Linked DNA regions of Homo sapiens: regions 1 and 2 are each linked to region 3. Evidence: chromatin contacts called from ENCODE Hi-C or POLR2A ChIA-PET data. All regions are on one chromosome and are shown on one strand. The core of a region is the stretch at or near the end of the contact, and the rest is flanking DNA. Distances in the headings are between cores, read along the strand shown. Region 1 holds the start of RARA-AS1 (RARA antisense RNA 1). Region 2 holds the start of PSMB3 (proteasome 20S subunit beta 3). Region 3 holds the start of MIEN1 (migration and invasion enhancer 1).

What was found. Hi-C counts contacts between places; a loop is a spot of excess contacts on that map. ChIA-PET counts read pairs that join two places held with the same protein, here RNA polymerase II (POLR2A). Pooled maps may share reads with other maps.
Region 1: a loop to region 3 is called in a pooled map, with 3 times the contacts of the local background. The contact joins the promoter of RARA-AS1 here to the promoter of MIEN1 in region 3. A Hi-C loop is called at or near these places in 1 of 50 pooled maps. POLR2A ChIA-PET finds 5 or more read pairs at or near these places in 2 of 52 experiments (WTC11 and naive thymus-derived CD8-positive, alpha-beta T cell).
Region 2: a loop to region 3 is called in a pooled map, with 9 times the contacts of the local background. The contact joins the promoter of PSMB3 here to the promoter of MIEN1 in region 3. A Hi-C loop is called at or near these places in 4 of 50 pooled maps. POLR2A ChIA-PET finds 5 or more read pairs at or near these places in 2 of 52 experiments (HCT116 and HepG2).

What each region holds. Positions count from the first base shown.
Region 1 is chr17:40,341,668-40,344,572 of GRCh38, reverse strand. It overlaps RARA-AS1 (RARA antisense RNA 1), which reads left to right and starts at 1,437. Exons shown (of 3, transcript NR_110861.1): 1 at 1,437-1,697; 2 at 1,883-2,577; 3 at 2,873-2,905. The region is part of intron 2 of RARA (retinoic acid receptor alpha); the gene reads right to left. RefSeq lists enhancers at 1-344, 1,445-1,994, 2,459-2,508, 1,995-2,545, 2,581-2,905 and a silencer at 2,849-2,905.
Region 2 is chr17:38,751,407-38,754,106 of GRCh38, reverse strand. It overlaps PSMB3 (proteasome 20S subunit beta 3), which reads right to left and starts at 1,366. Exons shown (of 6, transcript NM_002795.4): 1 at 1,278-1,366; 2 at 773-957. The coding sequence starts at 1,280. It overlaps TRN-GTT2-5 (tRNA-Asn (anticodon GTT) 2-5), which reads left to right and starts at 2,253; the gene lies at 2,253-2,326. LOC100287808 (a long non-coding RNA gene) reads right to left here. Exons shown (of 1, transcript NR_149004.1): 1 at 2,355-2,700.
Region 3 is chr17:39,729,060-39,731,869 of GRCh38, reverse strand. It overlaps MIEN1 (migration and invasion enhancer 1), which reads left to right and starts at 1,338. Exons shown (of 4, transcript NM_032339.5): 1 at 1,338-1,463; 2 at 1,579-1,676; 3 at 2,109-2,185; 4 at 2,265-2,810. The coding sequence starts at 1,375. The coding sequence ends at 2,348. RefSeq lists a silencer at 1,097-1,656.

The DNA.
Region 1 (2,905 bases), core at 188-2,687, 610 kb before region 3:
TCCCTCTCCAGTTCTGGGCCAGGAAGAGCTGAGCTGTCCCCATGGGCTAAGAAGAGACAGGGGCTGGAGACCAAGGTCTCAGATCCCAGCTTCTCTCCAGCCCTCTGGAGAAGGTGGCCAAGGCAGTGGAAGGGGTGACTCTGGCAGCCCTGCTCCAACTATCCCCCTAGGGGAGGGGGGTCTTGCTCCAGCACTGGGAGAATGAGAAAAAGGGTCCTAGAGTCATCCTCTCACTCTCTCTTCTTCCAAAGTCAAGGGTGATACCTTCCCTCTTGTGTCTACAGCCACACAGCAGATTCGGCCCTAGAGGAAATGGTCGGGGGCAGGACAATAGGAAAAGCTGGGATAGAAGTGGCTCTGGGAGGGCAGAGGTGGGCTGTCTGTCCATCTCAGGTCTCTCTTCTCCCAGCAAGAGGGGTGGGGTAAGTCCTTTGCCCTTCAACCTTCTCCAATCTGCCAGGGCCCCCCCGAGACCCACTCCACCCCTCCTCCCTGGCAGGCAGGAGGGAGGCAGCAGGTCCAGGAAGGTGGGAGATCCTCCACGGAAGAGCTTCCCCTCCAGCAAAGAGCCCAAAGCCCAGGAGGGGAAGAAACCTGAGCCATCTAACAATAACCCCCTTGCGCCTGCTCCCGCCCACCCAGTGTACACTGCCTCACAGCTGCGCAGGAAAATGCCCAGGTGTACACCCTGGTGCTCCGAGCTCCTGAGTGTGCACAGAGCCCTTCCTCCCAGAGGAGCCTGCACCCAGGCAGGGGGCAACAAGGAGAGAAAGTGACCAGGCTGCCAGGATGCTAGGATTCTCATCAGTGCCCCTCTTAGGAAGGCACAGCCCAGGACCTGGCCCTATCCCCAAGTGAAGTCAGGGTAACAAAAGGACTCGGTGGCGGAGCTGGGAAGGGATGCAGTCCTCATTTCCAGAGCAGCCCCAGACCCACAAAAACAAACTCATTCCCCAGAGAACAAACCGGATTAGGATTAGGGGGAGAGGGATTCTTCTCACCAGAGCAGCTTCTCCCCTCCACTCCTGGGGATGAAAGCCTCAAAGATGACAGCCAAGTGTCTGGGGCCAGGACAACAACCCCATAAGGACCCAGTGCCCCTTGCCAAGATGGAAGGTTAGGATGGCAGACGGGTGTCTGATGAAGTTGCCCCTTTCTGCCACACCCCACTGTCAATACCAAAGACACTGAGTGCTCCCCTGACACCCACTCTAATGACGCAAGAGCAAGGGCTGGGGGCAGCAGCTGTCGCACAGGAAGGGGCTCTCCCTCGGGCTTTGGCAAGTGGGATCTGGCGGGGGGGCCTTCCCCCGGGAGCAGACAAACCCACACAGACAGGACCTTTACCCCACCCTCCAGCCTGCTGTGAAGCTGTTGGATTCCAGGCAAGAAGATATAAACTGGGGGCAAGGGGCTTGGGCTTCATTTCTCCTGGAAGAAGTGAAACAAGAGATGAAGGAATGTTGCTTGAAAGAAGGAACTCTCAAAGTTCCTCAGCCCTAATCTAACACAAATTGCACTTAGGGTTACTGGGGGGAGGGTGCGGCCGGGAGGGTTCAATTGTCCAGCAAGGGCAACACGGGTTAAGTGAAAGGTAGAGACAGGACCTCCACTACACCCCGGGACTCTCACCCCCGAGTAGTAGTGGAAGCCCTACCGCCCACTCCCACCCCCTACAACAGCAGACTGAGAGGCCGGTACGTACAGTGGTTTGAGCCATTCCAAAGCGGAGTCCGGAGCGGGGTGGAGTACGGACCCGGGGCGGGGAGCCCCTTCTCTGGGAGCAAACAGGCCCGGTTCTGGTTATAAAAATCCACCACTAGGAAGGGATTAGGGGTGGGACCCCCCACTTCTACACTCTCGTACATCTTTCCCCTCGAAGGCAAGAGGTCCGAGCTGGGAAGTCCTGCGCGCCGCCCCCGTCACTCAGCCGGCGGCGCCATCCGAGCAGAGCAGCTGGGGGAGAGGAGACGTCCCCTCGCCCCGACTGGTGACCCGGGCAGGGGGCGCCCCCTGCCCTGAAGTCCCCGCGTCTAAGTCCGCCGGCCGCTCCGCCAGTCCCGGTGAAAAGCAGGGAAGTTGTGTGTGCTGGGAGGGGGGGTCCGTCGGCTCTCCCAGGGAAGCCTGGCGGGGCCCGGGAACTCAGCGGCTTCACCTCGAGGGGACTCCCGTCTAGAGTCTCGTGGCGTCCGAGGCAGAGTACAGCGGCTCCCCAAGTCCGCAGGCCGGGGGCGGGATCAGCGCGGGGCTGGGGGTCAACGAGCACTTCCTCCTCCCAGCCGGGGATCCGGGGCTTCTCCAGGGATTCTCCGTGGCGAGGATTCCGGGTGGGGGTGGGGATCCCGCGCGGTTCCGCCCCCGCCAGGCCAGGGGCAGCTGGCGACTCGCTCGGTCTCTGGTGGTACGCGCCACGGCCCCCCCACCCCAGCTCTGCGCGCCCCCTCCCCTCCGGGCACCACCCCCTTTCCACCGCCCCGCCCCGTCCAGGCACCGCCCCTGGCTTAACCCATTCCCGGCGCGTCCGGCTGCAGCGGGAGAAACGCAGGGAACCGAGAGGGAGAGGCGGCATGTGGACAGGCAAGTGGGGGCAGCCTGGGAAGGGGGAGGAGAGGAGAGAAGCAGGAAGGGGGAAAGGCTCCAGATGAGGAGTACACAGAGTACAGAGGGACGCCGAGTACAGGGAGAGGAGGGGGCTGCGAGGGGACAAGGACGGAAGAGGGGCGGGCGTCCTCCCTTGTACCAGTTCCGGCTCCCAGGCTCCCCCAAGGTTTGGTCAGTCCCTGGCCGAGCGAAGCCGTGGTGGAGGAGGTGGTGGGGCGGGGAAGAGGGGGGTGGTCCCGGTGTCCTCCCCTTAACACACACCCCCACCCAGGCCGGGCCTCATTTGCCTAATGCAATGCGGCTG
Region 2 (2,700 bases), core at 117-2,616, 980 kb after region 3:
TGCTGCTCCTCAGGCACCAGTACCCTGCAGGACCTGCCCCCTGTGACCACGTATTCCCTCCTGAAAACCTATCACCGTTCTTTTCCTCTCTTATTCTTCTCTGGCTTCTCTTCGCCCCTCACTGCTAAATGTAACGTTCAGCTCTCAAACTGCCGCTCATTATTTCCCTCCCTACAGACTTTGTCTCTCCAGAATCTGCTCCCATAGATTTGGCACATTGCCAATGCTTCCCCAACCCTGAGATGTAATAACAAAACCCCAACTGCTTGCAAGATGTTTCTATTGGGCTTGTCTTGTCTGCTCAAAATTGTTGTCAAAATCAAAGTCAGGCCAGGTGTGGTGGCTCATGCCTGTAATCCCAGCACTTTGGGAGGCTGAGGCAGGTGGATCACTTGAGGTCAGGAGTTCGAAACTAGCCTGGCCAACATGGTGAAACCCTGTCTCTACTAAAAATACAAAAATTAGCCAGGCATGGTGGTGCGCGCCTGTAGTCCCAGCTACTTAGGAGGCTGAGGCACGAGAATCGCTTGAGCCTGGGAGGTGGAGGTTGCAGTGAGCTGAGATCATGCCACTGAGCTCCAGCCTGGGTGACAGAGCAAGTCCCTGTCTAAAAAAAAAAAAAAGAAAGGGAAGGACATGTTTTTTGGAGGCGGCAAAGTCTCAAACTCACTGGTGGTGTGTGGTAGATGACTGACACCTTGGCCGGTCAAGACGCCGGGGTTGGATGGTCCAAGAAGAGGCCTGGGTGTGGGCGGGGACCCTTGAAACTTACACTGTCTGGACGTCAGTGGCGAGCCCGGCCAGACCGATGTACAGCCGGTCACCCATGGGAAAGATCTTCTGGAAGTCCGTGGTCACCATCTGGGCCTGGATCCCGAAGCGCCTGTCTGCAGCGATGGCCACACAGTTCTTCCCCTTCATGGCCATGACGGCCCCTCCGTTATAGGACATAATAGACTAGGACAGACAGAGCGGAGGGGTCAGCGCGGGGGGTCAAACGCTGCCACAGCCCCCGGCCCAGCTCCTGATGCGGAGGCTCCTGTACGCCCGTTCTCCATTCCGGAGGCGTCTGAACCCCTGGTTCTCCAGCTGGGATGAGCACTGTGTGGCGGCAATGAGCCGCACTCACCCTCTTGGTCCTCACCGGGGCCCGCTCCCCTCGAACTGAAACCGCTTCCTTCCATCGACCCTAGGCCCTTTTCGTCCCCAAGCCTCTCCTGACCCCCTCCGCTTCTCAATCCTTCCCCATGCCCCTTTGCTTTAACTCCCCATCTCACCATGATTGCGGTGTACTAGGATCCCTCGATCGCCAGAGCAATTCCAGTAAACCGGGTCTAGCCTTCACTGCGCAACCGCTCTCACTGCTGTCTCTTCATTGGCTGATAGGCGGACTCTTCCTGGACATCTGGGCTTTCTATTGGTCACACGTCCCTGTCGGTCACCAGTACAGGTAGTTTGGTTGCAAAGTCAAAACGGAGGCGGGAAAAGCGGAAGTGAAAAGTCACTGTGGCTGCGGAAGAGACTTGCGACACGGTGCATAGTGGGATCTCGGCGGACCTGGACTCGGGACCTCAGGGACTGGGGGCGGAGCCTGCGCGCACGTGGGCTGGTGAAACTGGGTTTAGGAAGCTGCGGCCCCAGCTGAAGGGGCACCGTGACGCTTATCAACGTGATGTATGAGTTCGTCGTATTAGTCGTGCTAGCTTATTTATTCACTCCAGAAATCCTGCGTTTACTGTGTACCAGGCACTTGCCTAGGCTCGGAATATTCACTGGCCCACAACAGTGCCTAGTATATAGGAGGCGCCCATTAAATGGAAATTTAATGATGCAGGTGGGAAGGGGAAGGCGTCGCGTGTAGGCGTCGCGGGTATTTTGCGGCTGCAGGGGTTCAGCTGTGAAAGGGAGTTTGGAAGCCGAAGCTTGTTCTGATTTGGGGGACTTCCTGCGGCCCGACTTCACGTATCCTCAATCTCAGGTCACCCTAAAAAGGGACGTTCCGCGCCTCTCCACGTTTGAGGTAGAACCTGAGGATAGCCAGAGTCGACCTCTCGCCGTTCCAATGGAGGAAGGGCGTGCACGTCCCGCGTCCTCTCCTCCCAAGCTCTTTCGCCTCCCTCCCCCATCAGGATCCTTCCCTTTCTCCCCCGGGTTCCACTTATTTCGCCCGATGGCGGCATCTCTTACGGCGTCTGCGCCGTCCAGGCTCGCTCCCATTGACTCGGCTCACTACTACGCCGGTAGTCGACTCGGTCTCTGTGGCGCAATCGGTTAGCGCGTTCGGCTGTTAACCGAAAGGTTGGTGGTTCGAGCCCACCCAGGGACGCTATGACCTTTTTTTTTTTTTTTTTTGTCTTTTGGGTTTTTTTTTTCTCCCCGGAAGATAAAAACCTAAGCCTTTTACTCAAAAGCCAAATTTTGCATTGAAATGGCAGCAGCAATACTTTTTCTAGGAGAATCACTGTTCTTGAAAATTCTTTGCTGCTCAGTCAATAATGGGATAATTTCTCCAGCACTTCCCTCCACACCCCCCCAACCCGCCTCCAAGCTAGATCGCAGGAAACCTAAAGACACAGGTTTTTGTCTCACTGTGCATGCAACACGTTTCAGGATGCATTTTTTCATAGGATTAAGAATGAATTTACAGTGGAGGTTCGACAGTTTTCTATTGTCTGCCTCAATCGATATTACAGTCTCCAA
Region 3 (2,810 bases), core at 89-2,588:
TACAAAAGTTAGCTGGGCGTGGTGGCTGGCACCTATGATCTCAGCTACTAGGGAGACTGAGGCAGGAGAATCGCCTGAACCCAGGAGGTGGAGGTTGCAGTGAGCCAAGATCGCGCCACTGCACTCAAGCTTGGGTGACAGAGTGAGACTCCATCTCAAAATAAATAAATAAATAAATAAATAGCCTAAAGGGACACTAGAGTGGGTGGCGTGTTAGGATACCATAGTGGTACTGTAGGCAGGGAAAAGGCAGCGAGGACTTGTGCAGACTCCATTTCCAGAGCTGCAAAATGGGAATAATGACGCCAGCCCCCCAGTGAGAGGCTGGATGAGAAGGGATGCGCAGAAACTGTTGGGGGCACAGAGCCTGAAGAGCATCTACTGTTTTCCAGTGCAGGCAAGAAGCAGCTGCAAAAGACTGGAAAAAGCAGTTTAGAGCTTTGGGATCAGAAACACTTGTGTATGTAACTACAGGGTGGTTCCAAATGCCATCAGCACCGGGCGTGGTGGCTCACGCCTGTAATCCCAGCACTTTGGGAGGCCAAGGCAGGCAGATCATTTGAGGTCAGGAGTTCGAGACCAGTCTGGCGAACATGGTGAAACCCTGTCTCTACTAAAACAAACAAACAAACAAACAAAAAACTGGGCCAGGCGCGGTGGCTCATGTCTGTAATTCCAGCACTTTAGGAGGCCGAGGCTGGTGGATCACCTGAGGTCAAGAGTTCGAGACCAGCCTGACCAACATGATGAAACCCTGTCTCTACTAAGAATACAAAATTAACCGGGTGCGGTGGCACGCGCCTGTAGTCCCAGCTACTCGGGAAGCTGAGGCAGAAGAATCGCTTGAACCCGGGAGGCAGAGGTTGCAGTGAACCGAGATCGCGCCATTGCACTCCAGCCTGGGCAACAAGAGCGAAACTCCGTCTCAAAAAAAAAAAAAAAAAAAATGCCATCGGCATGTTAGCGAGAAAATGTCAACTATTTCATGCATCAGCCACACCCACCCCCATCCCCAGGATGCTTGCCCCACCACTTTCTCTTTCTTTTGTAAACTGAAAAGCGCTTTGCAGTCTAAGATAGTCCATTAGAGTAAATGAAGCCATGAAGTCCAGCGGACACCGGGAGTGGGGAGTGGGGAAGCCCGGCACTCCGGGAGACCGGGCCAGGGAAGGAGGGTCTGGACCGGACCCAGCCCCTGCCCGGGGAGCGAGCTCCGGAGCTGCCCTACGAGGTCAAAACGTAGCAGTGGCGGAGACCCGCAGGGGGCGCCCGAACGCCACCCTCGGCCCCTCCCCGCTCCAGAGGCCCCGCCCCGTCACGTGCCCGCGGTTCGCGTCACACCCGGAAGCAGGGGCCCGAGCGGAGCCGGCCGCGATGAGCGGGGAGCCGGGGCAGACGTCCGTAGCGCCCCCTCCCGAGGAGGTCGAGCCGGGCAGTGGGGTCCGCATCGTGGTGGAGTACTGGTGAGCGGCCCCGGCTGGAGGACCCGCACCCTGGTCCCGCGGGCCGGACGGAGGTGGGTCCACGGGAGGCCCCACCCCCGAATCCCCAGCCCAGCCCCATCTCTTGACTCCCCAGTGAACCCTGCGGCTTCGAGGCGACCTACCTGGAGCTGGCCAGTGCTGTGAAGGAGCAGTATCCGGGCATCGAGATCGAGTCGCGCCTCGGGGGCACAGGTGAGGCTCGCAGAACACCTGCTGGGTCAGTCTGTGCTCTGAATCCCAGCTCTCCCGCTTTCTAGTTCTGACATTGGCTGCTTTATGTAAAGTGCCCGCAGTGCCTGGCACATGGTAAAATGTCCGGCCAACATGAGTTCCCTTCCATAGGTCAGGGGGTGTCACAGAGGCCTGTGGGGAAAAACCTATTAGACTGCAATCGTGTAGGGTTGGAGGGGAGGGAGTCCTTTATTGAGTGTTGCGAGGGGCACACAGGCGAGGCCTCCCTCAGGTTCCCTGGAGTTGACCCAGGGTTGGGGAATTGCTTAAGGAGCTACAAATGGGTCTCCAGTGGGATTGATGGGGGACTTGAAGGCGGGGGACCCCTTTGGAGGAACTCCTGACTTCTGCCTATGTTCTCAGTGTACCATTTATCTGTTGATTTCTTACCAGGTGCCTTTGAGATAGAGATAAATGGACAGCTGGTGTTCTCCAAGCTGGAGAATGGGGGCTTTCCCTATGAGAAAGATGTGAGTATTTACAGCGTTGGGAGGACCTCTTGGTCACCCTACCCCAACAGTGCATCATCCTGTCATTCCACTCCTCTAGCTCATTGAGGCCATCCGAAGAGCCAGTAATGGAGAAACCCTAGAAAAGATCACCAACAGCCGTCCTCCCTGCGTCATCCTGTGACTGCACAGGACTCTGGGTTCCTGCTCTGTTCTGGGGTCCAAACCTTGGTCTCCCTTTGGTCCTGCTGGGAGCTCCCCCTGCCTCTTTCCCCTACTTAGCTCCTTAGCAAAGAGACCCTGGCCTCCACTTTGCCCTTTGGGTACAAAGAAGGAATAGAAGATTCCGTGGCCTTGGGGGCAGGAGAGAGACACTCTCCATGAACACTTCTCCAGCCACCTCATACCCCCTTCCCAGGGTAAGTGCCCACGAAAGCCCAGTCCACTCTTCGCCTCGGTAATACCTGTCTGATGCCACAGATTTTATTTATTCTCCCCTAACCCAGGGCAATGTCAGCTATTGGCAGTAAAGTGGCGCTACAAACACTAATGCTAACTAGTGTGTGTTTTTATACGTCCAGTCTGGGAATGTGGGGGGCACAGAAGTCCGGTCAGCCCAGCCTTTGCACCGCCAGGGTGGCTGTGC